2 separate regions of the Homo sapiens genome follow, and region 2 is linked to region 1. Evidence: chromatin loops called from intact Hi-C (ENCODE). Cell type or tissue: ascending aorta. All regions are shown on one strand. Links, peaks and the distances in the headings refer to the core of each region. The heading gives the core; the rest is flanking DNA. Region 1 has its middle 33 kb from the start of ACCSL. Region 2 holds the start of ALKBH3-AS1 (ALKBH3 antisense RNA 1).

The links. A loop is a pair of places that touch in the nucleus more often than their neighbours do. Peaks named below come from ENCODE experiments on the same cell type or tissue, not always from the same donor. Only the 100,000 strongest peaks of a DNase experiment are listed, where the experiment ranks them.
Region 2: a loop joins it to region 1, with 4 times the contacts of the local background. A loop is called at or near these places in 2 of 110 quality-filtered maps.

The regions. Positions count from the first base shown.
Region 1 is chr11:44,007,152-44,023,444 of GRCh38, forward strand. It overlaps a transcript of ACCSL not described here. Among named protein-coding and RNA genes, the nearest start is that of ACCSL, 33 kb to the right of the region's middle. RefSeq lists enhancers at 114-613, 7,124-7,623. In ascending aorta, for the core only: no CTCF peak of the experiment used is centred there; DNase peaks (open chromatin) are centred at 7,740, 9,190, 10,170, 10,830 and 1 weaker place; H3K27ac peaks cover 7,597 bases.
Region 2 is chr11:43,915,927-43,932,219 of GRCh38, forward strand. ALKBH3-AS1 (ALKBH3 antisense RNA 1) reads right to left here and starts at 5,018. Exons shown (of 6, transcript NR_038907.1): 1 at 4,948-5,018; 2 at 4,460-4,538; 3 at 3,660-3,736; 4 at 743-995. It overlaps LOC124902663 (a long non-coding RNA gene), which reads right to left. Exons shown (of 3, transcript XR_007062657.1): 2 at 12,522-15,430; 3 at 11,125-12,432. It overlaps ALKBH3 (alkB homolog 3, alpha-ketoglutarate dependent dioxygenase), which reads left to right. Exons shown (of 10, transcript NM_139178.4): 9 at 3,112-3,210; 10 at 3,992-4,348. The coding sequence ends at 4,084. It also overlaps a transcript of ACCSL not described here. RefSeq lists enhancers at 4,300-5,499, 12,159-12,660. In ascending aorta, for the core only: a CTCF peak has its summit at 8,869 (motif pointing left); DNase peaks (open chromatin) are centred at 4,995, 7,255, 7,655, 8,005 and 3 weaker places; H3K4me3 peaks cover 2,112 bases; H3K27ac peaks cover 7,291 bases.

The DNA of each region.
Region 1 (16,293 bases), core at 5,256-13,255:
GAGCTGCAGGGCAGACTGCCTCAGGCCTGCTCTGGTTTTTGCCAGATCTGCCCAGGGAGGCCCCGGGAATGTCACAGGCTCCTTCTGTCTCAGATGGATGACTCTCTGGGGACTGAATTTTATTTGAAATCAGTTTGAGACAGAAGTGCCCCCCAGCTTCGGGCCCCCTTCCCAGCCAGACATTCCAGAGCCTGGGCGAGAAAGAAGCCCCAAGGCCCGAGATTGTTCAGAGGCCCCACTTGGATGTGGAATCCGAAGCCATTGCTTCTGGGAAGCATCTGTGCAAAAGCTGGGGGACTCCAAGAGCCCCCATAGAAACAGACCTCTAGGCCACTGTGCAGTGATGAACCACCTAAGCCCTCTTCTCTGTCCCAGGATGATGCTCGCTCCTCAAACCACATCCCTGTTGTCTCATAGAGACAAGGCCTTGGGTCAGTCCAAGCAAAGGCACCTAAGTATAGCAGGAAAGGCAGCACTTGAACCTTTCCTCTGCCTCTCAGGCTCTATATGTGTGACCTTGGGCTGGGCACTCAACTTCTCTGAGCCCCAGAGCGCCTCAGGGAGGCTCCTCCTCTGGAAAATAAGGATGATTATGTATGCCCTTGCTGGTTTGTGGTGTAGATTACATGAGACAACGGAAGGATGAAATGACCAAGCTCAGGGCTGGCACACAGTAGGTGCTCTGTACATGCTCACTTTTATCCCTTTGGTTATAAGACAGTGTTGGGGGTGGTTTGGATGGTGCAGTGAGACCCGTCTCGACTCCTAAAACAGCACACAGGGTGCAGCTCTCCCTCAAGGTGGCTCAGGCACTGGAGTGCAGGAAGAGGGTTCTTGCTTTAGACAGGGTCCATCTCTTCCAGTGTGCACACTGGTCTAGCCTGGTGTGGGGATGTGGCAGCTGATTCTCCAGTTCAATATCCAGGCTTCTGTGTCATTGTCCCCATCAACCTGGACATGCCAATACTTCAGTGCCCAGAGGGCATCTCAGAAGTAATTTTCATTCCCCAGGATGATTCACCTTCTAAGGCTGCCTCTTGCCCCAGGCCACAAGCAGATGCTCAGAGATGGCTTTTGGTGGTGGTGGTGATGCAGGGGCTGGGGAGGCCCTGACCACTGCAAAAATGTGACAGTTTTTCCCTGGGATGCGACCAAATTGCAGAAAGCTAAGAGAGGTGACATATCAGCTGTGGGCAGCGTGGTCCGGGGCTGGTGCCTGGACTGCAGGAGTCTCTGCTCACTGGGTAGTTTATCTCTCCGGGACCTCCCAGGGCTCTCAGGGCAAAAAGCAATGTCAGGAGACCTGGTCTGCCCCACAGGGGCTGTCCTTCTTCTGTCGTTGTGAACAGGACTCATCCAAATCTCATTTTCCTAATCTGTAAAAGGGGATTGATAGAGACAGTAAGCATAGTGGTTAAGAAGATGGCTTGGGACCGGCTGTATGACCGCGAAGCATAGTCTTTCTATATATGAACTGTGTCAACCTGGGCAAGTTATTTTGCCTCTTTGGGCCTCAGGTTCCTCTTCACTGCAGCGATGATAACACCTGTCTCATAGATTTGCCACTTTAAACAATCTGAGGCACCTAGTGACATGTGCTGAACACCTACCAAGGGCCAGGCACTGCCTGAGCACATCACCTGCATCAGGTAATGTCATCTCCTGACAACTCTCAGAAGTAGGTGTTTGTATTAAACCCTGTTTACAGATAAGAAAACTGAGGTCCAAGGTCATATCACTGGTAAATGTCAGAGCCTGTGATCCCAGCACTTTGGGAGGCCAAGGTGTGCAGATCATCTGAGGCCAGGAGTTTGAGACCAGCCTGGGCAACATGGCGAGACCCTGTCTCTACTGAAAATACAAAAAATTAGCCAGGCATGGTGGCATGTAAATGTGGTCCCAGCTACCCGGGACGCTGAGGTGGGAGAATCACTTGAGTCTGGGAGGTCGAGGGTGCAGTGAGCTGTGATCATGGCACTGCATTCCAGCCTGGGTGACAGCGGGAGACCCTGTCTCAAAACAAACAAACAAAATTTAATACAATGCCTAGTGCTCCATAAATGGAAGCTACCATTATTGAACAGGATAGGAGCGATTGCGGTATCAGGGTTCCCAGGCCTTTGCTTCTCCCAGCTGCTAAAAAGGATTTGTTGTGACTCAGTTTCTCCCCTTCTCTACCCACACAGGAGGGTTCTACTGTTGCCAGGTCAGTTCCTTGGGCCTAGCCTAGGATTTGTAGAAGGATTAGCAGAGTTGGAAGAGAAATGCCAGAGAGCACAGAGTCTGAAACAAAACTGGGGAGAAGAAAAAGCTGCATATAAAAAGTGCTCAGGGCCGGGCGCAGTGGCTCACGCCCATAATCCCAACACTTTGAGAGGCCAAGATAGGAGGATGGCTTGAACCCAGGAGTTTGAGACCAGCCTCGGCGACATAGTGAGACCCTGTCTCTACTAAAAATAAAAAATTTGCTGGGCATGGTGGTGTGCACCTGTGGTCCCAGCTACTTGGGAGGCTGAGTCAGGAGGATCGCTTGAGCCCAGGAGGTTGAAGCTGCAGTGAGCCGTGATCGCACCACTGCACTCTAGCCTGGGTGACAGGGCAGGACCCTGTCTCAAGTAAGTAAATAAATAAAATAATATCAAATAGAATGAGAACCAATTGTGCATCTTGGAATCAAAGGACTCTGGCTGCCCATAGAAAAGGCTTCCTTGTTACTCTGAATGGACAAGTTGCCATCCCAAGCCCCAGTCCTCTTCTTACTCTGCTTCTCCTGGGGATAAAGTCTTCTCTCTTATTAATGATGGTAAATGTGAGACCAGAGATGCCTGCTCAAAACAACTGCTTGGTGTTGGAAGAACTAGGCTAAGAGGACTGACATCTAAATGAGAGATAAAAACGTCACCTCTCAGCTGTGTGCAATGGCTCATGCCTGTAATCCCAGCATTTTGGGAGGCCAAGGTGGGGGGATCACCTGAGGTCAGGAGTTTGAGACCAGCCTGACCAACATGGAGAAACCCCGTCTCTACTAAAAATACAAAATTAGCCAGGCATGGTGGCACATGCCTGTAATCCCAGCTACTCGGGAGGCTGAGGCAGGAGAATTGCTTGAATCTGGGAGGCGGAGGTTGCAGTGAGCCGAGATCGCACCATTGCACTCCAGCCTGGTGACAAGAGCGAAACTCTGTCTCAAAAAAAAATCGTCTCCTTCATATAGGCAACAAATATTTACTGAACACTTACTATGTACAGGCATTACTCTAGGTGCTGGAGATAGAGGGACAAATATCCCTGAAATAAAGTGGGCATATGGTCCAAGTTAATGCAGGTTTTTCAGAGGGGACTTATATGACTGGCAAAACTTGAATTGACCCCTCTCATGCCCAAGTGGATAACATGGAAGAAAAAAATCTCCCCTCTCTCTTGAGCTCTTTCTGCTAAGTGGTTTTGCTATGTTCACATTTTCCCACTGGCAGTGCCCTGAAGTCTCCAATCCCAGGTAGTCAAAACTCTGAAATGGAATTGTACATGGTCTGGTGCTGATAGCTAGAAGCAACTGATTTACTTCGTTCTCCAAACTCAAAACCCTTTCCTGGGCCTCCTGAGAAGTTGTCTGGTCTGGAAAATGGCAAAGAAAATTGAGAAATGGAAGCAGGAGCAACAAGTGTGTATAACTGAGTCGGGTCTTGCTGATGTGAGAGCTAGGATTGAGGAATTTGCACTCTATTTTAGCAAGAATTTGTAAACATCTTGTAAGTTACCCCTATACTTAGTCAGTGAGGGTGACTCAAGTTAGGCAAATTGCATGATGGAAAAGCTGGGACATAAAAGTCCAAATAAGTTAAAATATTGCATTGCATTTAGAGCCTGTAACCTGGGGCGCTTCCAATATTTCCAGCCTTTGGAAAAGATTTCACCATGAGCCAGAAACCCAAGAGCGTACATCTGTCTCTCCTCGCCCCACTGGGAGTTTAGTTCCTAAGGGTGTCTCAGATCTGTGTATGTCTCCCATCTCCCCTGCTACCTGTTCAGTCCATGCTACCTTCATTTCCCACCTGGACATCTGCTCAACAGGTACATCCTCCCTGACCTCCACCTCCCAACCCCCAGCCAGTGAGGCCAGAAACCCCCATGGCTGGCTCCAGTACTTCTCCCCAGCACTCATCGTGGTCCTAGCTATGGATTTATTAGTGAGCTTGTTTAAGTAATGGTTGCCTTCCCCATTTCATTATAATGTCCTTAAGTGGAGGGACTGCGTCTGTTTTTGCTGATCATTCTGTCCCCTGCACTTAGCACAAAGCATGGAAGAAGGAGTTTGAAACATATTTTGGCCAATGCTTTGTAAACACGTCCACATAAGTTAGACCTATTCTGACACTTACTCGGTCTCCCTATCCTGATCTGTGAGAGGTGCTCAATAAATATTTGTTCAGTGAATGAATAAATGAATAAAGGTGTTATAAACCTCAAAAAGAGATCAGTAATTTTTGCACATATGCAGTCAGTTTTTCTCCTCCCCAACCAAAAAAATGCTGAAGTGTTTCAAGACTGTCCATCTGAAAGAACATACTGGTCTGTTCAGAGCTCACATATGGGTGGTGGAGACCCTGATAAACCCTGGGTGTGTGTTTGAGTATGTGTGGGGGCGTGTGTGTGTGTGTATGGTTGAGAAGTTAAAAGAACATTCCCTGGTGAGAGGAAAAAGAGGAAGAGAGGATTCTGTTCAATTACCTATCAAAATACAAATACATCCAACCTAGAGCCTTATTTGAAGTATTTGTGCAATGAATACTTGCTCCAATACTGCTAAGTATTTGTGTAATGAGTACATATGTGAGGGAATCATTACTCATGTGCTGATGCTAGGAGGGATGTGGGAGGAAAGAGAAGAACCTCCCTTCTAGCCTTTTTTCTGTCCGTCCTGCCAAAGTCTTCTCCTGGATGATCCTCTGGACTCCTTCAAGGAGGTGATGGCCCAGGAAGTGGTCTGCTGTGGTCAGTGGGGCTAGTGTTTGGCTCTCAATAGAGGTTCCCATTTATGCCCACTTTGTGCTCAGTCTTCCAGAAAGACCTGATGCTGGCTAGGTATGGAGAAACAGGCTCTCTTATATACTCTTCTTGGGAATATCAATTTGATTAACTTTTTTTTTTTTTTGAGATAGAGTTTCGCTCTTTTTGCCCAGGCGGGAATGCAATGGCACGATCTCAGCTCACTGCAACCTCCGCCTCCCGTGTTCAAGCAATTCTCCTGCCTCAGCCTCCTGAGTAGCTGGGATTACAGGTGCCCGCCACCATGTCCAGCAAATTTTTGTATTTTTCGTAGAAACGGGGTTTCACCATGTTGGCCAGGCTGGTCTTGAACTCCTGACCTCAGGTGATCCACCTGCCTCTGCCACCCAACGTGCTGGGATTATAGGTGTGAGCCACTGTACCCAGCCTTGATTAACTTTTTTCAGGGCAATTTAGCAATATCTGTCAAACATTTAAAGACATATACCCTTCATAGTGCCAAATTATCTTCCAAGAATCTATCTCATGGATATACTTGAAGTTGTGTGCAGAGATAGACATATAAAGATGTTCATTGCAGTGTTTTTTATGCTAGCAAAAAAGTCAGAACAATTAAAGTCCAACAATAAGGAAACGGCCTAATACATTGTGGTCCCTCCATGTGGTGAAATGTTATGAAAGCTGTAAGGTGGCTCTTTCCATATTACAGTCCCTTGATTTTCTTCCTAACTCAACAACGTTCCTTCTTGGTGTCCTTTACTGGGTTAACCTCCTCTCAACAACAAAGAATAATCTGGTCCTAAATATCAATAGTGCCAAGGGTGAGAAACCCTGGGCTAGCCCAGTGCCGGGAGCATGGTAAATACTCATTAAATCTGTGATATATGAACAGGGTCTAGCACATGGCAGGTGCTCAAGAAATAATGGTTACATGACTGAAGGAAAGAGAATGAGGTAGGTCTATATATGCATATAAAGAAAGAAGTCCAAGATACACTGAAAAAGCAAAGTGCAAAACAGCGTGTATATTATCATACTTTTGGGCTAAAAATAGGCATAAATGGATCTGCTTATCTATGCATAGGAAACTTATGTATGTAAAAGAACATAAGCAATTCTTTTTCCTTTTTTTTGGAGACAAGATCTTGCCCTGTCACCAGGCTGGAGCTGGAGTGCAGTGGCGCAATCTCGGCTCGCTGCAACCTCTGCCTCCTGGATTCAAGCGATTCTCCTGCCTCAGACTCCCAAGTAGCCTGGATTACAGGTGCCCACCACCATGCCTGGCTAATTTTTGTACTTTTAGTAGAGATGGGGGGTGGAGGGGGGCGCTTGCCATGTTGGCCAGGCTGGTCTCGAACCCCTGACCTCAGGTGATCCACCCGCCTCGGCCTCCCAAAGTGCTGGGATTACAGGCGCGAGCCACCACGCCTGGCCAAGCACGTCTTAATAATGGTTTTCTCTGTAAGACAGAATTTGGAGTGAAGGGTATGAAAATATATTACGTATTTCATAGGTTTTTGAGCTGTTTCATTTTATTTTGTGAGCATATAGTGATTCTACAACTCACCACCACCCTGCAAACCTAGTTTAATTCAAAAACAAAAACAAAAAAACAGGACTGCTTGGTCACCCTTGATTGCAGCAAGACTTGAATGTAAAAAGTAAAAAGTAGCATTTGGGGCTGTGCGGACAGAGGCTTCGGGGTTGGTAACAGACAGATGGGTTTTCACAGCCTGCAGAGGCGCCCTCCTGCCCCAGAAACCACCTGGGCTCTGAACTCATTTCTGTTGGTCTTCATCTCAAACTTGAGAAGAAGGCCTCATTGCCACCAATCGTGATGCTGAGGAAACTGAGGCCCAAAGCAGCACAGCGCCTTCCTGAAGGGGAAACAGCAGATAAGGGTTCTTTTTGTTTGGCCCCCAGGAGTGCTGCCAGCAGTGGGGTTGGGGGCAGGTGCCAGTTATATACCGCTGTGAAACATATATCCCCACACCGCATCTTACATCTTAAGACCACAAATGCTTACTTCACTTACTGCCTCACAGTTTCTGAAGGCCAGGGTTTCAAGAGTGGCTGAGCTGCTGATCCTGGCTCAGGGCTTCACAGGAGGCCCCTTGAGGTCCAGCTGCGGGCAGGGGCTGCTGTCATCTGAAAACTGGACTGGGCTTCCAGGCTCACTCTGTGGCCCTTGGCAGGCGGCGATGCCTCATCGGCTGTCAGCCAGAGACCTCAGTCCCTGCCATGTGGGCCATAGGCTGCCTGAGGGTCATCATGACATCGCAGCTGGCTTCCCCGAGAGCAATGAGCTGGCAGAGAGAGATAGCCAGAGAGAGAGAGAGAGAGAGAGAGAGAGAGAGAGAGAGAGAGAGAGGTGCCACTGTCTTTTATCACCTAATCTCAGAAGGGACATACCACCACTTCCACCATATTCTATTGGTCACACTGACCAACCTGGCACAGTGTGGGAGGGGCCTGCACAAGGGTATCACTACCAGGAGAGGGGATCGTAGGGTCCATCTTGGAGGATGGTGACCCTAGGGCAGCCCCTGGCAGGGCCTTACTCTGAAAGTCTGGACTCTACATTTGAGTGACCCTAGGAGTAGGAGGGGAGAAGGACCCACCAGATTGAGTCCTGCAGTACAGCAGAGGCACCGTGGAGAGACACCTGGTGAGAGAAAAAGGTATGGGCCTGGGCCTCTAAAGCGCTCTCCGAGCCTGGGCTCCTGCTCCAATCCCAAGAATCACAGACATCTCGTGGGCCTCAGCATCCTCAACCCAGGGCCAGTGGCGGCCTGACTGCCTTCCCCCTCCCCTCCTCCCGGGGATGTGATGATACACATGCAGGGGCACCCAGGAGCCAATGGCACTGTCAATCAGCTGCCATAATCACAGGCATGCACAAACTGCTCTGGGCAAATAATCTCACCAAGTTGGTGATGGAGTAGGTGCTCCATAAACACTCAGTGGCCAGCTAATGGCTTTTTTTCTGAGCACACGTGTTGAATGCTGACTACATACCAAGTCCTTTGGCAGGCATGATTCATGCATTATATCACTGCTTTCCACCCAAATACACTATAAGGTTGCAATACACCAGACAATAAATCTACTAATAAGATTAGCCCCATTTTAAGGATGGGAAACTGAGGCTGGGAGGGTTAAGCACGTTGCTCAAATCCTTACAGGACTTACACTCAGATTGGCCTGGCTGCAAAGCCTCTGCTCTTGCCTCTGACATTGCATTGCCTCCCACCCACTCTCCTCCAGTGGGAGACAGGGCCGTCTACCAGAGAGAAGAAATAGGAGCTTAGCATCGTGTAGGCATCATATAGACCTCTGAGTCCTTCCTGCTTCACTAAAGAGGCAGACAAGACGCCGGCCCAAGACAAGAAGCAACTTTACTCCTTGAGTGGGGAGCAGAACCCACACCAAAGCCTCCTAAGAGCCAGACTAGTGGTGTTTCGCTTCTACCCTAAAGCCCATCCTCAACCCAGCTCATGCAAAAATACTTCTCCAATAAGAATGCGGCTAGGTTTGTCTTAAACATTGGAGCTAATTCCCAGCAGGATGGTGTACTAGAAAGAGCCTGGGCTGCGTCATCAGATAGATCTGCATTCAAATCCTAGTCCTCTGACCTTGGACCAGTATTTAAGCTTTCTGAGCCTCAGTTTTCATATCTGTAAAATGGGGCAATCACACTAATTTCTAATTTAGTTGTGAGGAGTAAGCGAAACATAAGAAATGAAAATGCCTGGCATGTAGTAATAAATTATATTAATTTCTTTGTTTCCTTTAGTCATTTATGATCATATTGCAGAAGCTCCAATTCTTCCTCCAATAAAAATATTCTTCTTTGGGTTGAAAAAGGGACCCTTACTCTAGCCTGCTATTTTTTTCTCCTATGTGGCCCTAGCATCCCTAAACACTTCTTCCAACCAATGAAGACCTCCAAGCATTGATAGGGGCTTTCTTTTTTGTGCCTTGATAAAGCCAGGCCTGGAGCCCCCAGGAACATGAGACTTTGGTACCGGTGGCTCAATTTTAGCCAACTGCTACTCTGGTGGGCCAGTCAGGGACACAGATCCTGCAGCATTTCTGGAGTGGAAAAACCCCAGGTTGCCGGGTGGTGGCTGCTGCAGTATTGCTGGCCGGCTTAGTCACAGTGGGCAGGCCTGGGAGGTGGTTGGATTCCAGCAACGGAGGTCCCTTGGGAAGCATCTGCTTCTGTCCTAGCTGAGCTGGGGGAGGGGGAATGGGCGAGCAGATATTCTGGAGATGCTCAGCTAGACTACAACAGGATTGGAAAGGGTCCTAAATCCTCCCTGAGCTGCTCTGACCTGAGGTTTTTTTGGGGAAACAAGGCCCCTGTATCTTGATCACTCAAAAATAGGTGGTTTAATAGAACCAGAAAAAGATAGTATCTGTTCAGGTTGGGGGTCCAGCTCTGGGAAAAGGGTGGGTGGTCCTCAGGAATTGAAGGGTGGTTGGACCAAGCCTTGAAAGCCCTTTCCAATACCCCAAATACAGGACTTCATGATAGGGGACTTGCCAAGAAATCCAGCAGACAAGTATGTGGACTCCATAGGCAAAGCTGCTATGGCATTTCTTTGGGAGAAGCAGCCGAGTACCCAGGCCTGCGGTAGTTAACAGAAAGACCACTGGACATGGTGTCAGAGGTCCCACTGACCTTGGGATTTTGGGTAAACAACTTCCCTCTCAGAGCCTTAGTTTCTCTACTTATAAAATAGATCTCTTATAGAGACCCCTCCAGCACTGAGAATCTCTGATTCATTTCTGGAGTTTTTGCCTCATGTTTCATAATCTGAAGATCTGCCAATGAGCAAGTATTTATAGAGCCCTGTCAGGTGAGGTGGGAGAAACAAGTCACTTTGAAACCAGCCTCTGCCCTCCTAGAGCTCATCAAGGACATTCAGATACACACAGGCACACATATGGAAGCAGCCACCCAATACCCAATGGAAAGGACTTGTCTATGGGGGTCCAGAGGAAGGGACAGCAAGGTGGCCTGGGCTGTTCCAGGATGGCTTCCAGGAGGAGGTAGAATTTGAGCCAGGCCTTGCAAGATGAGCAGAGTTCACTAGGTTAGAAGAAGGGAGCAGGATGTCCCATGCAAGGCCTGGTGAAAAGTCAGGGCTCACACATACAGCTGTGTAGGTTGTGCACTGCACAACTCCAGGGGCACCAGGGGCATTCACATTGTGATCTCTGTGACTATACTCCCTGTGTACAACCTGCAAGGCCTTATGCAAAAGCCCTGAAAAAAGTGCTGGCATAGAGGAATGATGTCTGCCAGGTCTGCAGGAACAGGCAAGAGTAGCCCCTGGGTGGCCCATTTGTCCACCTGGCCTATGGGGGTTAGTGTTCTCCCAGGCTTGGGGGCAATCAGCTCTGTTCATTTCCTGAATGGCTCAAGTGTTCATGAGAAGAGTGCAGCCAGACATCAGGTTCAGATGTTTCCTCCAGTGCTTTCTGGGATCCTGGGCAACTGACATAACCTCTCTATGCCTCGGTTTACTCCTTGAAAGTGGGCATCATAAGAGCTCCTGCTGTACAGGGTTTTGGAGGACATTCAGGTGGATCATACATGTAAAGTAATTGTGTAACCCTGGGCTTGATCATTGATCCATGTTATGATGACTGACCCTGGGAGAGAGAGAGAGAGAGAAAGGCTGGGTGGAGTGGTTCCTGGAAGCTACTGGGCACTGGGAAGAGAGGGGTGGAAGTAAGCAGCTTGTCATTGGGCTGGAGATGAGCCATTGCCAAGCAGTAATGATTTTTCCATAAATCATAAATTTGGATGGCTCCCAGGAAACCAGCAGCGTCTCCTGGGAGAACTGTTTTAGGAAAAATGCTTTGTGAAGTACACAGGAGCCAGGGATCCAGGGGACTGGAGTTCTTTTCCTCACCCATCAGGGACCTTGAGCCACTCCCTGTATTTGGGCGTCTGTCTGTCCCCCAGCCCCAGTGGGGGAAGGAACTTCACAGTGGATAGACCCCTTGGCCACCTGGGCAGTACTTAAGGAGACCAAAGATGCAGATATCTGAGAGAGGGTGAGCTTCCCAGGGAGCATCACAACTCCAGGCAGACGACTCAGCCAGACTGAGATGTGAACTCACAGCAGGGAGGTCTATGCCAGCCGGTCTCGACCTCTGCCTGCTCTCACCAGCTGTGCAGACACAGAACTGATAGCAGGAGCCCCAACTCGCCCCAGCCCCACTCAGGCTTACCCTCCTGACCCATGAGTCTACAGGCAATATAGTTGGTGCTCAGTCAGGGCAGAAGTTTCTCCTGCAGACTTGGACACAGCCCAGGCTCAACTTCCTCTTCCCTTCACCTGGGCAGCCAGAGATTGAGAGACCTTGGCCTTGTGCCTGGTGGAGGGCAACAGCACCCTTGACCTTTCAGGGTCCATTCTAGATGGGTTTCTAGACTTGGGTCCAGGATGATAATAGTAATAATTACTCATTTTTAAAATAAAGTAGCTTTACTGAGATATAATTCACATATAAAATTCACCTTTTTCATGCCTGTAATCTCAGCACATTGGGAGGCCAAGGTAGGAGAATCACTTGAGGCTAGGAGTTTGAGACCAGCCTGGACAGCATACTAAGACCCCATTTCTTAAAAATAAAAGGAAATAAAACGAAAATTAAAAATTCACCCCTTAAAATATACAATTCAGCATTTTAAGGTATATTCACAAAATTGTGCAATTATCTAATTCCAAAACATTCTCATCACTCCAAAAAGAAATTTGATACCCATTAATTCTCCATTCCCCTCTCTGTTTCCAGCCCTTGGCAACCACTAATTCATTTTCTGTCTGTATGAATTTGACTCTTCTAGGCATATCATATGAATGAAGTAATACAATGTGTGGTCTTTTGTGGCTGGTTTTTCTCACTTAATGTATGTTTTCAAGGTTCATCCATGTTGGTGCATGAATCAGTACTCATTTTCCATTGTATGGATATATCACACTTTGTTTAATCATCCATCAGTCGATGGACTAAGTTGTTTCCACGTTGGGGCTATTATGAATAATATTGTTATGAACATATGTGTACAAGTGTTTGCCTGCACATATGTTTCAAATTCTGTTGCGTATATACCTAGCAGTGGAATTGTTGGGTCATATAGTAACTCTGTGTTTAACTTTTTAGAAGAACTGCCTGTTTTCCAAAGTGGCTGCATCATTTTACAATCCAACCAGCAGCGTATGAAGGTTCTGATTTTTCCACATCCTTGCCAACACTTGTTACTGTCTGTCATTTTTATTCTAGCCATCCTAGTGAGTATAAAGTAGTATCTAATTGTGGTTTTTGAGAACATTTTTCATGGGCTTGTTGGCACATTTGTATATATTATTTGGAAAAATCTCTATTCCAATCATTTGCCCATTTAAAAATTAGGTTATTTGTCTTGTTATTACTGAACTGTAAGATTTCTTTATATGTTCTAAATACTAGACCTTTATCAGATATATGATTTGCAAATCTTTTCTCCCTTTTGAAAGTTATCTTTTTACTTTCTTGATAGTGTCCCTTGAAGCACAGAAGTTTCTAGTGTTGATGAAGTTCAATTTAAATATATTTTTCTTTTGTAAATTGTACTTTCAGTGCCATATCTAAGAAACCATTACCTAATCCAAGCTCACGAAAATCTACTTCTATGTTTTTCTCTAAGAGCTTTATTGGTTTAACTCTTACATTTAGACCTCTGATCCATCTGGAGTTAATTTTTGCACATGGTATAAGGTAGGGGTCTAATTCCATCCTTTTGCATGTGGATATCCACTTGTCTCAGCATTATTTGTTGGAAAAAACTATTTTTGCCCCCACTGAATTATCTTGGCACCCTTGTTGAAAATCAATTGACCATAAATGTAAAGGTTTACAGCTGGACTTTCAATTTTATTCCACTGATCTGTATTTCTACCCTTATTCTAGTACCATATGGTCTTGATTACTGTTGCTTTGTAGTACATTTTGATCTTGTATCCTGCAACTTGTTGCATGTTTATTAGCTCGTATAGTTTGTGTATTTGTAGCTTCCTTAGGCTTTTCTATATATAAGATCATATCATCTACAAATAGAGATAGTTTTACTCCTTTTTTTTCCACAGCCTGGATGCCTTTTATTTCTTTTTCTTACTTGTCTTGACTAGACTATCCAGTACAATGTTGAATAGAAATGGTGAGAGCAGACATCCTTCTATTGTTCTTGATATTACAAGGAGAATTTTAAGTCTTTCACCATTAAGAATGATAAATGTGGATTTTTCATAGATGTCCTTTATTAGATTGAGGAAATCTATTCCTAGTGTCTTTGTGTGTTTTTATCATGAAAGAGTGTTGGATTCTGTCAAATGTTTTTCCCGTGCCTATGAAGATAATCACATGGTTTTTGTCCTTTATCCTATTAATATGGTACATTATATTGATTTTTTTTCTTTTTTAATTTCAATAGTTTTTGGGGGAACAGGTGGTATCTAGTTACATGGATAAGTTCTTTAGTGGTGATTTCTGAGATTTTGGTGCACCCATCACCCTAGCAGTGTACACTTTACCCATGCATAGTCTTTTATTCCTCACCCCCCTCCCACCATTTCCCCTGACTCCCCAAAGTCCATTGTATCATTCTTATGCCTTCATGTCCTCATAGCTTAGCTCCCACTTACAAATGAGAACATATAATGTTTGGTTTCTCATTCCTAAGTTACTTCACTTAGAATGATGGTTTCCAACTACATCTGGGTTGCTGCAAATGCCATTATTTCATTCCTTTTTATGGCTGAGTAGTATTCCATGGTGTGTGTATATGTATCACATTTTCTTTATCTAGTTGTTGGTTGATGGGCATTTAGGCTGGTTCCGTATTTTACGATTGTGAATTGTGCTGCTATAAACATGTGTGTGCAAGTGTCTTTTTCATATAATGACTTCTTTTCCTCCAGTAGTGGGATTGATGGATCAAATGGTAGCTCTAGTTTTAGTTCTTTAAGGAATCTCCATACTGTTTCCCATAGTGGTTGTACTAGCTTACATTCCCACCAGCAGTGTAATAGTGTTCCCTTTTCACCACATCCATGCCAACATCTATTATGTTTTGATTTTTTATTTATGGCCATTCTTGCAGGAGTTAGGCGGTATTGCATTGTGGTTTTGATTTGTATTTCCATGATAATTAGTGATGTTGAGCATTTTTCATGTTTGTTGGCCATTTGTATATCTTCTTTTGAGAATTGTCTATTCATGTCCTTTGTCCACTTTTTGATGGGATTATTTGTTCTTTTTCTTGCTGATTTGTTTGAGTTCCTTGTAGCTTCTGTATATTAGTTCCTTGTTGGATGTATAGTTTGCAAAAATTTTCTCCCCCTCTGTGGATTTCTGTTTACTCTGCTGATTATTTCTTTTGCTGTGTAGAAGCTTTTTAGTTTAATTAAGTCTCATCTATTTATCTTTGTTTTTGTTGCATTTACTTTTGGGTTCTTGGTCATGAACTCTTTGCCTAAGTCAGTGTCTAGAAGAGTTTTTCCAATGCTACCTTCTAGAATTTTTATGGTTTCAGGTCTTAGATTTAAGTCTTTGATCCACCTTGAGTTGATTTTTTTATAAGGTGACAGATGAGGATCCAGTTTCATTTGTCTACATGTGGCTTGCTGATGATCCCAGGACCATTTGTTGAATAGGGTGTCCCTTCCTCACCTTATGTTTTTGTTTGCTTTGTTGAAGATAATTTGCTGTAAGTATTTGGCTTTATTTCTGGGTTCTCTCTTCTGTTCCATTGGTTTATGTGCCTATTTTTATACCAGTACCATGCTGTGTTGGTGACTATAGCTTTATAGTATAGTTTGAAGTCAGGTAATGTGATGCCTTCAGATTTTTTTTTTTGCTTAGTTTTGCTGTAGCTATGAGGGCTCTTTTTTGGTTTCATATGAAGTTTAGGGTTGTTTTTTCTAGTTCTGTGAAGAATGATGGTGGTATTTTGATGGGAATTGCATTGAATTTGTAGACTGCTTTTGGCAGTATGGTCATTTTCACAATATTGATTCTACCCATCTGTGATCATGGAATGTGTTTCCATTTGTTTGTGTCATCTATGATTTCTTTCAGCAGTGTTTTGTAGTTTTCCTTGTGGTGGTCTTTTACCTCCTTGGTTACATATATTCATATGTATTTTATTTTTTTGCAGCTATGTAAAACAGGTTGAGTTCTTGATTTGATTCTCTGCTTGATTGCTGTTGGTATATAGCAGTGCTACCGATTTGTGTACATTGATTTTGTATCTTGAAACTTTACGGAATTCATTTATCAGATCTATGATCTTTTTGGATGAGTCTTTAGGGTTTTCTAGGCATACGATCATATCATTGGTGAATAGAGGCAGTTTGATTTCCTCTTTACTCATTTGAGTGCACTTTATTTCCTTTTCTTGTCTGATTGCTCTGGCTTACATTGATTGATTTTTGGATGTTAACACAATCTTGCGCTCCTGGAATAAATCCCACTTGGTTGTGGTGTTTTATCCTATTTTTATTTGTTGCTTCATTAAGTTTGCAAGTATTTTGTTGAGGATTTTTGTGTCTATATTCATACGAGGTATTGGTCTGTAGTTTTCTTGTGATCGCTTTGTCTGGCTATGATATCAGGGTAATTCAAGCCTTATGAAATGAGTTGAAAAGTGTTCCCTCCTTTTCTGTTTTTGGAAGAGTTTGTGTTGATTCTTCTTTAAATGTTTAGTAGAATTCACCAGTGAAGAATTTTGGGCCTATGCTTTTCTTTATGGGAAGTTTTCTGGTTACTAATTCAATCTCTTTATTTATTATAGGTCCATTCAGATTTTCTATTTCTTCTTCTTCTTTTTTTTTTTTTTTTTTTTTCGAGAAAGAGTCTCACTCTCGTTGGCCAGGCTGGAGTGCAGTGGCACCATCATGGCTCACTGCAGCTCACTGCAGACTTTCTGGGCTCAGGTGATCCTCCCACCTCAGCCTCCCAAGTAGCTGGGACTACAGGTGCACACCACCATGCTCAGCTACTTTTTTATACTTTTAGTAGAGGCAGAGTTTTGCCATGTTGCCTAGGCTTGTCTTGAACTCCCGGGCTCAAGCAATCCACCTGCCTCAGCCTCCTAAAGTGTTGCGATTATAGGCATGAGCCACCACACCCGACCTAGATCTTCTATTTCTTCTTGATTTAATTTGAGTAGTTTGTGTCTTTCTAGAAATTTTTCCATTTAAGTTATCTAATCTTTTGGCGTATGTG
Region 2 (16,293 bases), core at 4,459-12,458, 92 kb before region 1:
ATAAACTTTCCCTCATGGAGTTTATAAGAGCAGAGGTTGAATAAATAATTACAAGTGCATCATTTACTTTAGTAAACTTATGTTACTTTTTATATTCTAGAAGGAAAACCTGTATGATGATTTTAAAGCATTGATGATTGTTTGTAATTTCTAAGACATTCTTTTAGGACAAGAAAGGGATGATTTTAAGAAAACTCCAAATCTCATACAGTATGAATTACCTTTCCAATGGAAAGAAAAATGTTTAGGTTTCCCATCTGTTGGATGGTTAATAATGACATAACAGTAAATACATCCAGATTTTTTCACCCCAAATAGCATTTTCTTAAAGGAAACTGAATAGGATATGTTGGTGAGGTGGAGGTAAGAGTTGTGAGAAGCTTTAGAAAAGCATAATTAAGCCTTCAAATGAACTGGCTGCGGTTGGAGGAATGAGAATGTTGATCAGCATTAATATAAAAATACATGTTTTTCGCTTTTTCCATGTACTCGTAGGGTTTCAAGTATTTGGAAAACCAAGAACATCAATAACAAAACCCACCCTGTAGCTTGAGTGTGACCCTAAAAGCTGCTTTTAACCAGGATGAGTGATGGAAAATTTTATCCTTAGCCCTGGTTTTGGGGGGTGTGTTTTGTTTTGTTTTGAAGAAAACCCTGAGTAAATCAAAAGGGCTACAGAGATGTGTTTGGGTAACTTAACCACGCTTAATGACTAGGAAGGCACTCTTCTAAACAGTCTGACCTGTGTTTCCACTGTTGCTTATCCATTTATCAACTGGAGCCTTTATGCACAGCCATGTGGGTTCCTCTGGCCTTTTATCTGACTCCTAAGTGGAAACAGTCTCCATGCATCTTGCTTCAGTTGAAGGGCATCTTGCTTCAGTTGAAGGGTGGCTCTATGGTCTGTTGCCACTCTGGCCTCGAGGGAAGGATGCATTTGTGAGCTCTGTGTTGCATTAGTAGGATCCCTTGCCCTCTTTCCTGTCTGTCTCCTTCTGCAAATTAGGAATGCATCTTCTAAGTCAAAGATCTTAGAAGGAATAAATAACAAGCAGCAAAGAATGATATCACTTCTCACAGAGGGTACACTGTGTAAGGGTGTCTCCTTTGTGGACTGATTCGAGTGGCTCCCTCCCAAACGAAGGCTCACCCTTGTCTGCTTTTTGGTATGGCTAATGGTTATGTTGAATGTAATGTGTTCAAAACCAACCTGAGACTTTCTCTCATTTGAAAAGTTCAGATCTTAGGAACAGTATGTGAAATGTGATCATTGAACATCACTTTCCATCAGTGCTGATACATTTCGGAATTCTCTTTCACTTGTGAGGTGGATTCCTGCTTCATGTTTCCAGGTGGAACTATAGTGTTTACCTATTCTCTTCCACTGATCTAGCACCTCCTTCTCCCCAACAGTGTTTTTAATGTTCTAGGAGATCTTCATCTCAGAATTGCCTTCATGTTGTGGTTAAGTGTCTTTCCTTTCTACTTTATTTTATTCTCCTTAGTGTCTGTACTTGATTTGTAGATTAAGCCCATGTTGCACTCTCTGATTATGTAGAGGGTAGCAGAAATTCTTCTGCTTCTAGCTGTGTTGAACCTTGATCTGATAGCTGACTATACAGCCTAAATTAAGGAGCCTTGGACTGTCTAATCTCATGGTCAGTGCACTCCCTCCGGATATCTTTTCCCCAGTAGGACCATGTGTCTCCTCTGTCTGGATTTTTTTTTTAAATCAGAGCAGCGTTTTGCTTTTCTGAGATGGAGCTGGGCTGCAGTGAGGGCAGGGTCACCTTCCCACTGCCCTCTGGTTGTCTGAGGGGTCAAAGGTAAATGTTTTGGTGCCCACTTATTACTGGAAGAGAAAAGGTGGCAGACACAATTAAAATCAATCACTGAAACCAAAGTTATTTTAAACATTGCTTCTATCTTCTGTCTATAAAAATTATGACTATGCTTGACAAAGTTACTGCCAAAAGTTGGGGCCTGGAACTTAGACTGTTTATGCAAGTTCATGATTGTTTTGATTTTGATTTTCCTAGGGAAAATCTTTGTAAACAGTTAAGTTCTCAGAAGCACCCATACAGTAATAAACATAAACACAGTTTGCACTGAAATCAATCCTGCAGTAACCCAAATGTAACCCTTTCTACCGGAAGTGAAGCAGATGAATGAATAGACCCATCAGTTCTGCCCAGAATGGAGGTGAAGAAATCAGGAAGCTCAGATCTGTCCCAGTCTCAGCACTTGACATGCTCTTTGTTGCTGTGAGCACAGAAGTTGTTTAATGCTCCTGGTTTTCAGCTGTGGAGGAGCCACACTACCAGTTAATTGCTTTGCAGCTTATGCTCTGAAGACTCCTGAGAATATTGGACATAAATTGCTTTTGAGCTCTCTGTGTAAATACAAAGCATTTGTATCCTAAGTGTACAGGAGTCGTGATCCATCCTCAAAGATGTAAACAGCCAATCTCAGTTTGACAGCACTGTTTTGGTCAAGCCAGAGCTCCCTTTGAGAAAATCTTGCTGTTGTCTGTTCTGGAAAGAGGCAGGAATATGTCTCCAAAACTCCATAGTAGCCATGAGAAGAATTGAGACTATAGGTGCCAATTAGTAAATTAGCATACATTGTGAAAAGGTGAAGGAAGTCATCGCATCAAATCTTGGTTAAAAGGACATTTTTCCCACACTGAGTATGTCAAAATGTAGAGCACAACATCAGTCAGATGTAAAGAATTCTTGTACAGGTGACTTTTATTTCCTTCTTAGGCCAGAATGGGCTTTTCTGCATTTTGGATTATGATGATGACACTAATAGCTAGCACTTACTGCATGCCAATCTTCAAGGGATTTACACATATTCTATCAATGGAGGCTCACCATAGCCCTAGGTGGCAGTCACTGTCATCCTCCCCATTTTACAAATGAGTAAGTCAGGGTACAGAGAGATGAGGTAACTTGCCAACAGTCAAGCAGCTGCCAAATGACAGAGCTATATATGGATTCCCACAGTCTGGCTGAGCAGAGGTTTCCATTTTTTTTTGACCTCTGTCAGGTTCTGTTGCATCTTGATTACACAGGCAAAACATTTATTACAACAAATGCTGTTTTCTAGGAAGAGAATGGAGACTACACATATGTGGAAAGAGTGAAGATACCCTTGGATCATGGGACCTTGTTAATCATGGAAGGAGCGACACAAGCTGACTGGCAGGTGAGGATCTGCAAGTAATATGAATCTGCTTTCATGTGGAGGCAGTTTCCTGACTCTGAGGACTATTTCTAAGTAGACATGGTGAAAAGCAAGCTGCTTTTACAACGAGCAAGAGGGAATGAGCTGACATTCTTTCCAAGGAGTTTTGCTACTACTGACAATCCAGGTGGACACTAGTGTGTCCGGTAGAACTTTCTGTGATGATGAAAGTGTTCAGTATCTGTGCTGCCTATTGTAGTAGTCACTAGCCACATATGACTGACTTCTTAAAATGTGGCTTGCATGCTATAAAGAACTGAGTTTTTAATTTAATTTTAATTAACTTAAATTTAAATAGCTTCAGGGTAGCTAGTGACTATCTTATTGGAATACACAGCTCTGCAGCTAGGCCATGCCATTTTTAGGCCAGATCATTTCTAAGGTGCACATGTTAATGTCAAAACACTTACCATAAGAATGGAATCTCATGCCTCTCTTTGGTCTCATCCATTTATATGTTTTATGAGATTTGGGAAATGGCAGGTGTCTGAGAGGAACAGCAACAATTAGAAAAGATGAAAATATCTCACTTCAGAGGTGCTGGCATAGCACAGTGGGGCTGGGGATGGAAATTTGTTTCAAAGAAGGGACCTTTCTCCACAAGACTTCAAAGAGCTTACTACTCATTTAAGGGGGATGAGATGGAAATATTTCTGCATTCTCATGAATAAGTTTTAAGTCGCTTTGAACTAAAAGTGTGTATGTGTGTATTTATGTCAGAGTTATGTGTATTTCCATTTAGCATCGAGTGCCCAAAGAATACCACTCTAGAGAACCGAGAGTGAACCTGACCTTTCGGACAGTCTATCCAGACCCTCGAGGGGCACCCTGGTGACGTCAGAGCTTTGAGAGAGAAGCTTCACTGAAACGGAGCAAACCTTCCACTGAGAAGCCACTTCAAGAGGCTGGTGCTGCTAGATCTCATGATGTGGCTGTTGGGAAGATGGTGGGGTTTGTTTGCCAGCTTGGAGTCCTATTAAATGAAAGCCAGCAACTCATGTTGGTAATAGGTCTACTGTGGGAACAGTTATCCCTAACCACAGCTCAAAATCGCTATCATCTTTAGGCAAATTAAAATCTATGTGGCAGTGCTCATGGATGATTTTGTTCTAAGCAGTTTTCCTCCTGCCCTCCCCCGCCCCCCACACGCCCCGCCTTCATTTGAAGAAATATCAATGGACTTGTGCCTCTGGGGAAAAGAAAATCTCACGTGTTTGTTCCTTGTGACTTCAGTGAAGTGGAGATATAAATATGCGTCAGGGACTCTGGAGCCTTCCGTAGGCAGACAGCTGCTGAAACCCAAACAGAGGTGGTTTCATCTTGGCTTGCATACTATTGTAATGGAAAGCTACATATTCAGGGAACACTGTAACTGAGTCTTCCTGCAACACACTCAAGACAGGTTACAGGCCTCCAAATAAAGAGTGGTGGCAGTATGCTCTCGTCTAGCCACCTTCAAGTAGTCACCTGTAATACAAGAGAAAACTGTCCCCTTAAAGGGAGGAATCACTGAATGATGTCACGGGAAGTAGCAGGCTGAAATTGAGGCTGAAGAGCAGCAGAAGGCCTGCTCATGACAGCTGTTCCACATAGATTATTTTCCCCTCGGGAATCACTTGAGTCATCTAGACCCAAGTCAGATAGAAGTGGGAGCAGCCCTGCAGGGAATGCACTCAATTGCCTAATAGTTCTCGTCACCTTGTGTTTCAGTAGCCCTATGACTAACGCTCTCTTCTGACTCAATGTTTTCTTACATACAAGGTCCCAAGGTACAAGGGTTAGTCTGTGATGTCACTGAGGTTCCCAAAACAAAACAGAGTGGCTGCCCATTGTTGCATCATAAAACCACGTGTCTTCTTGACCTCTTGACTCAGGAGCCGTGTACCAGATTCATTCCAAACCAAGATACAGAAAACCTGAGAGAAAGGAAATGAATTTAAATGGATGAAAATAGGGCGGGAGAGTTAGAGTTTCTCTGTCTGCCAGTGGGGGAAAGGTACAGTGCCTTCTTGCTTTTTATCCTGTTTCCATTCCAGGCTGTAAGATTGATGCTGTCCATGATCATAGGAAAATGCCAAAGGCTGGGCATGCTCTGACTCGGCACTCAGATGGAGCACCATGCCTGGCCAGGCTGTTCTCTGACAAGCTCTCTGGCTCCTGGCATTGTAGTCCCCCTGCCCTTTTAAAAAACAAAAAACAAACAAACAAAAAATGAGCACGGCTTGTTTCTCTAAGAAATATGAAATACTTTCTAAAATTTGAGCACCACACCAAGCTTTCCTGTGAGGGAGGTTCAAATCACCATAGGAATAAAATAAAGCCTCTTTTCAATGCTTAGCTGTTCTCCTATTAATGCAAATAATACCTGGCCAGGTGATACAGCCAGCTTTGGTGATCAGTTTGATGCATGACACTAGGAAATTTATCTTCCATTCCTTACTAATGAAAGAACTGGCAGATGGTTCCAAGTCTTCCAGCGTCCCTCTTTCTTAATGGAGGGTCATGATCTCCCCGTGTGGCAGCTGTGCATTTGATCTCTTCACTTGTCACACCCATGTCTTCCAGGGAAACATTTCTACTCTACAGCAGATGGAGTGGGCCACCACCTGGGTTTCTTGGTCTGAGAGCAGCAAATCTTCAGTTTTGTTTTTCTTGCTGTCACTCCAGATACCACATGCCAGAACTGCCCTTTTCTTTACCATTAAGATAATGTCCCTTCTGAAATGGCAAGTAGGTACTTGCCATAGAGTAAAACTACAGGGTGTAGGCATGGACAGGAATTCCAGACCATGGCAAAGGGCAGTGTGCCTCAGTGACTGCAGCAGCCTGTTGCTTTGTTTTGCTGGTGCTAGATCTGAACTAGGAATTAGAGGTGAAGCTGTTTTTGCTTACATCGCGTGTAAAGCTGAGGAAGCAAATATAACAGCGGTAGCATGAAGAAAAACAGGTTTCGGTTTTGTTTTTGCTGCCCTTCTTCTGAGCTTCAGCAGGCACTGTCCTAGGAGCTTTTATACATAATCCCTTATCCTTCCCACAGCGCTGCAAGAGAGAGGTCCTATTCCCATTGTAGAGGCTAGGAAACTGATCTCCAAGACGTTAGGTAAGTTAACAGGGCTTGTAGTGGCAGAACCAGATTGCAGACTGCAGGCTAGTTTCTCGGCCTGTTTGGTTTCCCTTTGCCATGCTGAATGTAGGCGAAATGGTCTGCTGAGCACTCCCGGGAGCCTGAGCCTCAGGGCTGGCTCCTGTGGAGCTGGTCACAGCTGACCACAGGCCACCTGTTTGTTCCCTGACTTTCCTGTTCATCAGGGCAGGCATCTGCATCTCATCTTTCCTTAATCAGCATCAGCATCCTCTAGCCAGAAACTGCTGGTGACTGGACTAGCAGTTGCCCATTTCATTGGGGAAGCTCCTTTTGAGGGGACAGAATCCAACTTCTGGTGAGTTAGACAAATTCTCAGCCAACTTTCCTTGATTTTCTGGCAAGTGTTTCCTGACCATATCCACCTTCAGAGATATGAAACTTTTAGAGACAGATAAGTTTTCCCCGGTGGTCCTTTCTCACCTCATTCTTACCTGTGAATACACTTGGGGACCCTGAATGACACCCAAACTCATAGCAGGCTTTTTCACAATACTTACCAACACCATTACTCCAGTCAGCAGCCCAAAGAAACATCAGGCTCCACACTAAAAATGTCTTCTTTATAACAGGCAACTTGCTTCAAACATGGGTTGGAACACACACTTAGCACCAGATTGCATCCCCAGTGTTGAAATCAGGATCCACATTGATCCATCATTAACCCACTAGCTCGGGTGGCATTGACAATTCCTGATAAGTTTGAGTCACAGCTAATAAACCTGCCCTTTCCTTGTGGCACCCACTCTCTGCCTCTGTGGCTGATGTGATCCTGCCCTAGTGCGTGGCAGGTCTGTCTGGACACAGTCACTATAGAGCCGTCTCCTGAATTGTGTCATTGCAATGCTGAAAGAGTTAAGTAGGCCCTGCAGTGCGCTGAATGCTCCAGTTGGAGGGTTTCAGAGAAAGTCTTGACAAACGACGGGTTCCTGCCCTGCTGGGAATATTTCTTCTTTGAGTTCTGGCAGCTATTACTTGGCTGCAGAATATCTAAGACCCACTTTGCCTTTTCTGGTCATAAACACTTGTAGTGTTGAATCTTAAGTCTTGATTATTTTTTTTAATGGTGGCTTTGGTAAAGCTGAATGTTTCCATAGTGATGCATTCTGTTTATTTAAAACTTTACTTATACATGATTCCACCCACACGCTCTCCTCAGAGGGACCTGGTCTACAACTGCCCTCTTTCCCAACCCCATTTTCTGTTTGGAAGGAACACGCATGTGAGACCCTTGTCAGACTGGTGCTGCTTGAATCCATTCTTAGATGTGATTCCTGCATCTGGGTGTCAATAGGGAAATGACTTCAGTGTTTATTTACTACAGTGACTAATGGTGCCTTTTCCAGCTGGTCTAAAGCTGATGTGCCTCCATTTATAAAAGCCTTCCCCAGCCTGTGAATAGAGCCCCATGTTGGGCTGAGCTGTCTGTTAGTGTTTAAGCTGGAGCGGGAAGAGGAGGCAGTGTCAGAGCACAGTGGAGGAAAACAGGATAAATTAGGCTGTAGCTTCGTAGCCAGCACTACCAAGAAGGCTGTTTTCTCAAATGAGCCTGCTTGGAGCTGGCAGAGGCCTGTGTGTACGACGCTGTTAGGATGATTTCTGTGCCATCACTCCCCCTCATAGGAGCAGTGATGTCACGCTCTCTCAGCACAAGGACAGTCCCTATTCTCATGTGGCCTCCAGGAATGTGGACACGCCTTCACTGCTCTGGCTGAGCCCACTGACTTTTAGCTCTGGATGCAAATTCTGGTATCTGAAAGGGAAGGAAAGGGGAAAGTGGGGAGGGAGCTTACAGAGTAACTACTCCCTTGGGACCACAGCATCCATAATCTGATTTATTCCTAAAAGAAATCCTATGGCTGTTTTTGTTTTTTCTAAACACCTGAGGAAACTGAAGTACCCAGAGGATTTATCAGATCTGGGATCTGGTGTCCGCAGTGGTCTGGGAGAGACAGCCCTGGAGGGCTAGCCCAGCCGTGCCTGCTGCTGTGGCCTGTGGGACCTCCCGTCCCCCAGCCCTGGCCCTGGGGCCGGCAGCCTGGGTGGTAGGAGCGCTGCAGCCAGAGCCTCCTGTGCCTTTTTCTGGGAGCCCCAGCGGGAGCTCACCACTGGCCAGGTAGTGGGAGGAGGCGGTGGGCGCCTGAGGGCCTTGTGACCGTGTTGTGAGGTGCTGCTCCCCGCAGGAAGGACGGGGGCAGGCGAGTGGGACAGGGACCTGGAGGCCGGAGGCCGGAGGCCGGGAACCCAGTGCTAGCCCCGCAGCCTCCAGGCTATGTGTGGCCAAACCCGTTCCTGCGGCACAAGAGGCGGAGCCAGAAGGGCCACCTCGCAGGAAGGCACCCAGGCCCCTCGCACCCTGGGAGGCCAGCTGGGTCATCGCTGCCTGAGTCTGAGCCACCTGCCTGGGGGTTCGGTCAGGACACCAGCCTCGCCACCAGTCCGCACTTGGAGGATGGCCACGGGGCCCCCTAGGGGTGAACCCACCAAAGGCGGATTCTGCAATCAGGGCTCCTGCAGGCCTGGAGAATGTGGAATAGCTGGAGGAAGGATTCCATGGGGCCGTTCAAATGGGCAGAACTTAGGAAAGTCAGAGAGAGGAGGGGAGCCCCACAGAAGTGTCTCCTTCGGGTTGTTTCCTGGAATGTTTCCTCTGAAAACATGTCAAGGGACTAGCCACCAGTTTCTTCCCAGCTTTCTCTCTCTTTCTCTCAGACTTTCAGCCTCCATTCACCTGGAGTGAGAGGGAAAGGAGGACAGCTGGCCTGAAGGTAAAAATCAAGAGGGGAGGCATGAATGTGTGGCTTCTTGCTCCCCTAGCCTGCCCAGCTGTGCCCTCCTCCAGGCTTCTCTGCTGGGAGGAGGGGTGCAGAGAGGAGAGCTGGTGAACTCCCGTGCACATACTGCCCTTTGACTCCCTAAAGCCCTGTGGGGTGTCGGTAGGGGACTACTTGAGAGTAGTCCCTATCAAATGCTTAGGCCAGTGTTCTTTCTGCCACTCTGAGAGGCCTGGTGACAAGAGGGAACATGGGAAACAAGCAGCCCCAGAAGGTCACGGTGCCTACTGGGACAGCCCTCCAAGGAGTGGTATTGATCGTCTCCACGCTGCACCAGCCAGGTGGCTGGATATGTGGCAAGGATCCCTGCTGCAGCTTGAGGTAGCGTCGTCCTCCTGAATCTAGTGCCAGCTGAGCTCTGCACCAACCGATGAGGGGAATTAGCTGGACAATTTCAGACAAGACTGGCCCCGTTCGCTTTTGCAAGGGGGTACATGCTCCCTCTTACGGTCACAGTACTGCCTGCAAGGGTAGAACTGGGGAGCAGCTCTGACACCCCACCCCTACCCTAGCCTCCACATCTGCCGGAATGACTGTCTGAGCCCTGTGGGGAGAGGTGGAAGGAGCCTAGGCTTCAGTCAGGTGGACCCAGGGTTGAATCCCAGCTCTGCCCTTTCTAGCTGAGTCACCTCAGACCAGTCAGCCTCCAAGCCTGTTTCCTCCACCGTGAAATGGACTCAGAAGCAGCCCCCTCTTGGCGGTCCTGTGAGGCTTGAGACCATGCATATAGTGCCTGACAGTAACCCACTTAGTAATATGATTTTTTAAGTGCACCATTTCACATGCCCTGCTAACCCCAACCTTAATCCTTATGCTGGGTGGGCGGTCCTTCTGTGGCTGACGGATGGCCCTGTGACCCTGCCTTTCCCCTTGGCAGGCTCCCCTGGTGCCCTCGTGTCTGTTGCAGTCAGCAAGGGTTGGGGAGTGGGGTTGGGCAGAGGCTTTCTGGAGAATGGCCAAAATGAAAATTGTGTGCGAGTGGAGCTGATCATATTAAGATCCAGCTGCACTTAAGTCCCCCTCTGGAAGTTCTTTAGGCCAAACTGAAGAGAGCTCCCAGATGCCAAAGTGGCCTTGCGTTGATGCTCTGCTCACTCTCGGCGGCCCCACCACATGCTCCCCAGGTAATTGGTTTCCTAATGCACTATCCCTGGACAGATTCCAGGATTCCAGTGCCTTGTCCCCTTGGGGTCAGTTCTTGACGTTTCCTAGCCTGGCAAGGGTCGCCGACCAGGCTCAGATGCACCCCCACAGGACTGTATTGTTTTCTCGTTCTTGCAGGCCACTTTCAAACTCTGTACAGAACGCCTTGGCCTGCAAGAGTAAACAAGATTACCAGGCTGGAATTCTGTTCAAGACCAGGGCTTTTATATCCAGAGATTGTGGGTCAGATGCGGTGAGGGATACGTGAAAGGAAGACACAGTGCCTTCCATTACAGATAGAAGTAAACCCATGTGGCTTCTATTTTCCTTGGCAAAATTAGTTTTTTCTCCTTACTACAAAAGAGGTTTGTGTTCTTTGCAAGAAATTAAAAAGAAAGATAAAAAGAGAAAGCGTTTGTAACTTCACAAGCTAGACATGGCAACTCTTTACATTGGTGTGTGTGTGTTTGTGTAAGACAGGGTCTCACTCTTTTGCCCAGGTTGGAGGGCAGTGGTGCAATCATGGCTCACTGCAGCCTTGACCTCCCCGGGCTCAGGTGATCCTCCAACCTCAGCCTCCTGAGTAGCTGGGACTACAGGTGCACCCCACCACACCTGGCTAATTTCAGAATTTGTTGTAGACGGTCTTGCCATGTAGCCCAGCCTGGTCTGGAACTCCTGGGCTCAAGCGATCCGCCCCCCATCGGCCTCCCAGAGTGCTGGGACTACAGGCGTGAGCCACTGAGCCCGGCCAGCTTTTCACAATTTGCAGTATATATATTTTTTCTACACATTTATGTGCTTTTTAAAAGAAAAAATTACCATCTTACTGAACTAATAGTTTTGGGGCCTTTTTCTACTTAGGTACATTGGTGCCTGCCATTAATTCTTGTTCTATGACATCATCTTGAGTGGCTGCATAGTGTTATATACAGTTGTATTGTTATTTAACCAGTTCCTTTGTGTTGGATTTAGATGGTGGTTGGTGTTGATGCTGTTTTTGATATTAGTAACCCTTTTGTTGGTTTTGGAAATCACGAGAATGGAGGGAGGGAGGTAGGGAGCCCATTCGGGCTTTGACTTCATTCAGACTTCAATTCAAATAATAAAAAGAGCAGGTAACACTTTTGAAAAGCTGCAATATGTACTAGGCACTGCATTCATTGCTTTACATATAATCAGTGCCTGATTTATGAATCCTCACAGCAGCCCATAGACTAGGCACTATTTTTATCTCCATTTTACAGTTAAACGGAGGCACAGCTCTTCCACTGGTGTGGCTGGGTGCAGTCCTGTAGCTAAACCTTTGAGTACATCTCTGATTGTTTCTTAGAATAAATTCCTAAAAGTGGGGTCGCTGGCCCAGATCCGGAAGGCTATGCATATTTTAAGGCTTTGAATACATAATGGAAATGGCTTTCCAGAAAGAGTACACCAATTTATCCACCTGCCAGTGGTGTTTGAGCAGATCTGAGAAACTCCTGCCCTGCTTGAGCACTGACTGTGTGCTGGGCCCTATGCTTAGTCTTTTATACCATTTCCCTCCTCAGAGAAGAAGCTGTCCTGTGCCTGGCACAGAGTAAGCAAGAACTCAGGACATCTCAGCCAGTATGGGTGGTGGTATTATACTGTGTGTAATTTGTTGAGAAAACAAGACACACACTTGGAAAACATCAATAATAAGGTGAAAGTGGAACAAGGGGTCCTGATGATGAGTCTTAGAGCTGGCAGAATATGAGGTGGTGGCCAGGGAAGTCTGCCTGTTGGAGGAGGCACTTGGAGAATGGGCAGGAGCACCCTGTTAAGTGACAGCTGAAAGGCTGATGAGCAGGGAGGGACCCCTTGGTAGCTTATGTTGAGCTGGAGGGGAGACGGTGGGGGAGGAAGATGGGCCCACATCAGGCGTAGGAGCTGGCTTGGGCAGAGGTGAGAAGACCTGGGAGAGAGACTGCAGGAGTCCAAGTTTGAGGCTGCACATGTGGCCTGGGGGACACCTCTAGGAATGGTGAAAAGAAAAGATGTCGGATTTTCTAGTGCTGGTAACACCCCTTCTTCCCATGAGTGCTGAAACAACAGAAAAACAGACACAGGACTCAGCTACGAGGTCAGCATATCAAGGTTATTACTGATAAGGCCGGGAGACCTTGGCTTACCTCCATGACCACAGTCAGACTTCTTGATATGCCTTCACCCTATCAAGGCCTCAGGGTACCCCATCCGAGGAAACAGTCTGTGCTGCAGGCCCGGTCTCTGCCAGCCGCCAGGAGGATCGCTGCCTCCCTTGGTGAGCCTGCGAGTGGGGAGCGGAGGAGGTGGGCCTCCAGGTGTGCTTCTCAAAGGTGGATGCTGGCCCTTCCCCATGGAGGACGCAGGAGCTGGGCAGCGGGCACTCTCTGTAGACAAGCAGCTCAGAGTGGCCAGGAAAGGGCCAGATTCCCTATGCCCCCAGCTCAGCTCCTTCTCCCAAGCTGCTTATAAGTCATTCCTCCGCTCTCGGGAAAGAGAGTTAGGGAGGCTGGGAAAAGGATGGAAGCTGCCTTTCCGATATTCTTCCCTCTTGGGAATGGAGCGTTCCTCTCCTCATTGCAACACAAGGTAGGAGAGGCAGCCACTGCCCCCATGCTGGCTGTTGCTCATCCCAGCCCAATCCAAGATGCTTCAGAGGAAAGACTGCCAGCAACCAGCCAGGCAGGATGGTGCTGTGGTGGCAATTTTAGTCCAGTAGACCTGGTTCTAGTTCCAGCTCCTCCACTGACTGCTACATGGCCTTTGGCAAATTCTTAGCCTGAGTTTCCCCATCTTCTATAAAACAGAGTTGTTCAATTGAGAGAGACAAAATGTATCCGTCTCAGTACCGGCAGCTATTCTTATGAAATAGTGTGTGAATGCGAAGGAAAGAGCTTGTGTGGCCTTGATTTTTGTTGTTGTTTTTTGCTTTTGTTTTGAGACAGGGTCTTCCTTTGTTACCCAGGCTGGAGTCATTGGCACAGTCATGGCTCACTGCAGCCTTAATCTCCTAAGCTCAAATGATCCTCCTACCTCAGCCTCCTAAGTAGCTGGGACTATAGGCACATGCCATCATGCGCAGCTAATTTTTAACATTTATTTATTTATTTATTTTACTTTATTTTGAGATGGAGTTTCACTCTTTTGCCCAGACTGGAGTGAAGTGGCACGATCTTGGCCCACTGTAAACTCTGCCCCTGGGTTCAAGCAATTCTCCTCCCTCAGCGTCTTGAGTAGCTGGGATTACAGGCACCTGCCACCACGCCCGGCTCATTTTTGTATTTTTAGTAGAGATGGGGTTTCGCCATGTTGGCCAGGCTGGTCTAGAACTCCTGACCTCAGGTGATCCACCCACCTTGGCTTCCCAAAATGCTAGGATTACAGGCATGAGCCACCATGCCCGACCGCTAATTTTTAAATTTTTTGTAGAGATGAGGTCTTGCTACATGGCTCAGGCTGGTTTCAAACTCCTGGCCTCAAGTGATCCTCCCTCCTCAGGCCTCCCAGAGTGCTGGGATTACAGGTGTGAACCACCGTACCTGGCCTCTTGTGTGGGCTTTGGGCAGGTCTTACAGCCATGGAGCAACGTCTGTGTAGACGTGTTGAGAGCAAGGACTTGGGGAAAGGGAGGACCCAGCCTGACCAAGAGAGACTGAGGAGGAGGGTGGAAGGGAGGGCAGAGAGGGACCTCAATCTGAGCCATTCTGACTGTTGGTGGGAAGAGGAAACGCAGAGAAAGCAACAGAGAAGGAGCAGCCCTGAGAGGAAGGCACTCCCGAGAGTGTCTGTCCCAGCAGTCAGAGGCAGGGCCGGATTCCCACCTGGCCCCCAGCCCCTGTGAAGCCCTGGATTCTTCCCCTCTAGCCTGGGGTAAGGCCTGGCAAGGTGGTTAGTGTCCAGAAAGACAGTAAGAAACCTGGCCTGTGTCCTGGCATAGAACACTCTGGATCTTTGTCCTGCCTCTGGCTCCTGGGAAAAGCCTCTTCCTGCCCTTGGTCTCAGTTTTCCCATCTGTAAAATGTAGGGGTTGAGCCATGATATGGTTTGAATATTTGTCCCCTCCAGATCTCATGTTGAAATGTGACTCCCAGTGTTGGACCGGGCCTGGTGGGAGGTGTTTGGATCATGGGGGTGGATCCCTCATGAATGGCTTGGTGCCCTCCCCATGGTAATGAGTGAGTTCTTGCTCTGTTATTTCACGCTAGAACTGGTTAATTAAAACAGCCAGGTATCGCTCTTGCTCCCTCTGTCACTGTGTGATATATGCCTGATCCTGCTTCACTTTCTACCATGAATAAAAGCTTCCTGAGGCTTCACCAGAGCCAAGCAGATGCTAGTGCTGTGCTTGTACAGCCTGCGGAATTGTATACAGAACCTCTTTTCTGTACACATTACTCAGTCTCAGGTAGTCCTTTATAGCTATGCAAAATGGACTAATACAAACCAACTTAAAAATTGTTTTTAGCTCCTTTGACCACAACCCATGGTAAAAAAGAAAAAAAGTTTTCACACACACACACACATGCACACACGCACACACACTAAAACTAAAGCTTCATGAAACAATACTGTATGTACTGTATGGCATATGTTTACTCTGATGTTTTGTGTTCCATTGTATATTGTTTAAAAATGCTGACCATGGCCCCCAAACTGATTGTACAGCCCGTTGATGAGCCACACTCCGTGGTCTGAAAACACTGACCCAGCTCATCTAGAAGGTTCCTTCCTGCTCTGGCAGGCTGTAGTTCTGTTCCATTTCCTGTGGCCTTACGACCCCATCAGCCAAGTCTTTGTGGTTTTCTTCTTTGTACTCTTCTAACAGTGATTTCCAATCTCAGACTCTGCACTGAAGGCATGGTCATGAGCCCAGCTGCTGGAGGTGTACCCCCCACGCCCCTGTCTGAGCAGCGTGAGGCCTTCGAAGCCGCCTGCTGGGGCGTCATGAGTGGGGAGGGGCCTTCATGCCTTCTGCCATCATCACAGAGTAGGTTTGGGTGTCATCCACACTCCCCTCCATGCCCCACCGCAAGACTCTACTGCATCAGTCTATTCCCTGGAAAAATGGTTGGGATTTAGAGTCTGGCTGCCAGTTAGAATTCTAGACCCTTCCCAGGCCCAGCTAGCTCCCTCTTCACCCTCTCCCTCTGCCCACTGAACCCCTCCCTGGGCAGGTCCAGGGGTCACCACTGTGGGAGGTGCTGATGGGTGAAAAGAGCTTTGGCAGCAGATTGACCTGGGTTTGCATCCCAGTGCCACTTCTGCCTGGCTGTGTGGCCTTGGGAAAGTTCCCTGACATCTCTGAGCCTCTTTCCTTGAACAAAGCTTGGAGATAGTCGTACTGCTCTGGGAAGATACATTTAAGGGTGAGATGATAGGCACAAAGTGCTTTTTGTTGGTGCCTGGCAAGAGTTAGGTGCTCAGGAAAAATTCATGCCTTTAAATCTCGTCCCCTGCGCGTCCCTTTAAGGGAATGGCTGGAGAAATGACAGCTGTTGCCATCTTGAATAAAGTAGGGGAAGATGCCTTCCACAGGGGGGCAACATCAGGAAGAGGCTGTCTCAAACAGGGTGCACCAGGAGTAATCCCATCCAGCCCCAAACCTGTCCTAAAAGTGCAGAGCCCAGTGCAGCAGCACCCTGGTGTTCACAGGGCAGCCTGAGGCTGTGTCTGAGGAGAAGCACAGGCAGGCCTTAGGGAGAACGGGCTCTGGGACCCCAAAAGTGGGCCCATAAGGATGACGGTGTGTCCTATCCTGGGGCCAGGCTTAGAACCTTAAATGACAGGGCATCATTGCGACCCTAATTCTTGGAATCCATTAAAAAATTCACCCTCCTGTGTGGCCTCATTTTATCTCAGTATGTTTTCAAAAATGTCTGGTGAGATCCTCATGACTGCCACCCAGGGAGAAGGATGGGG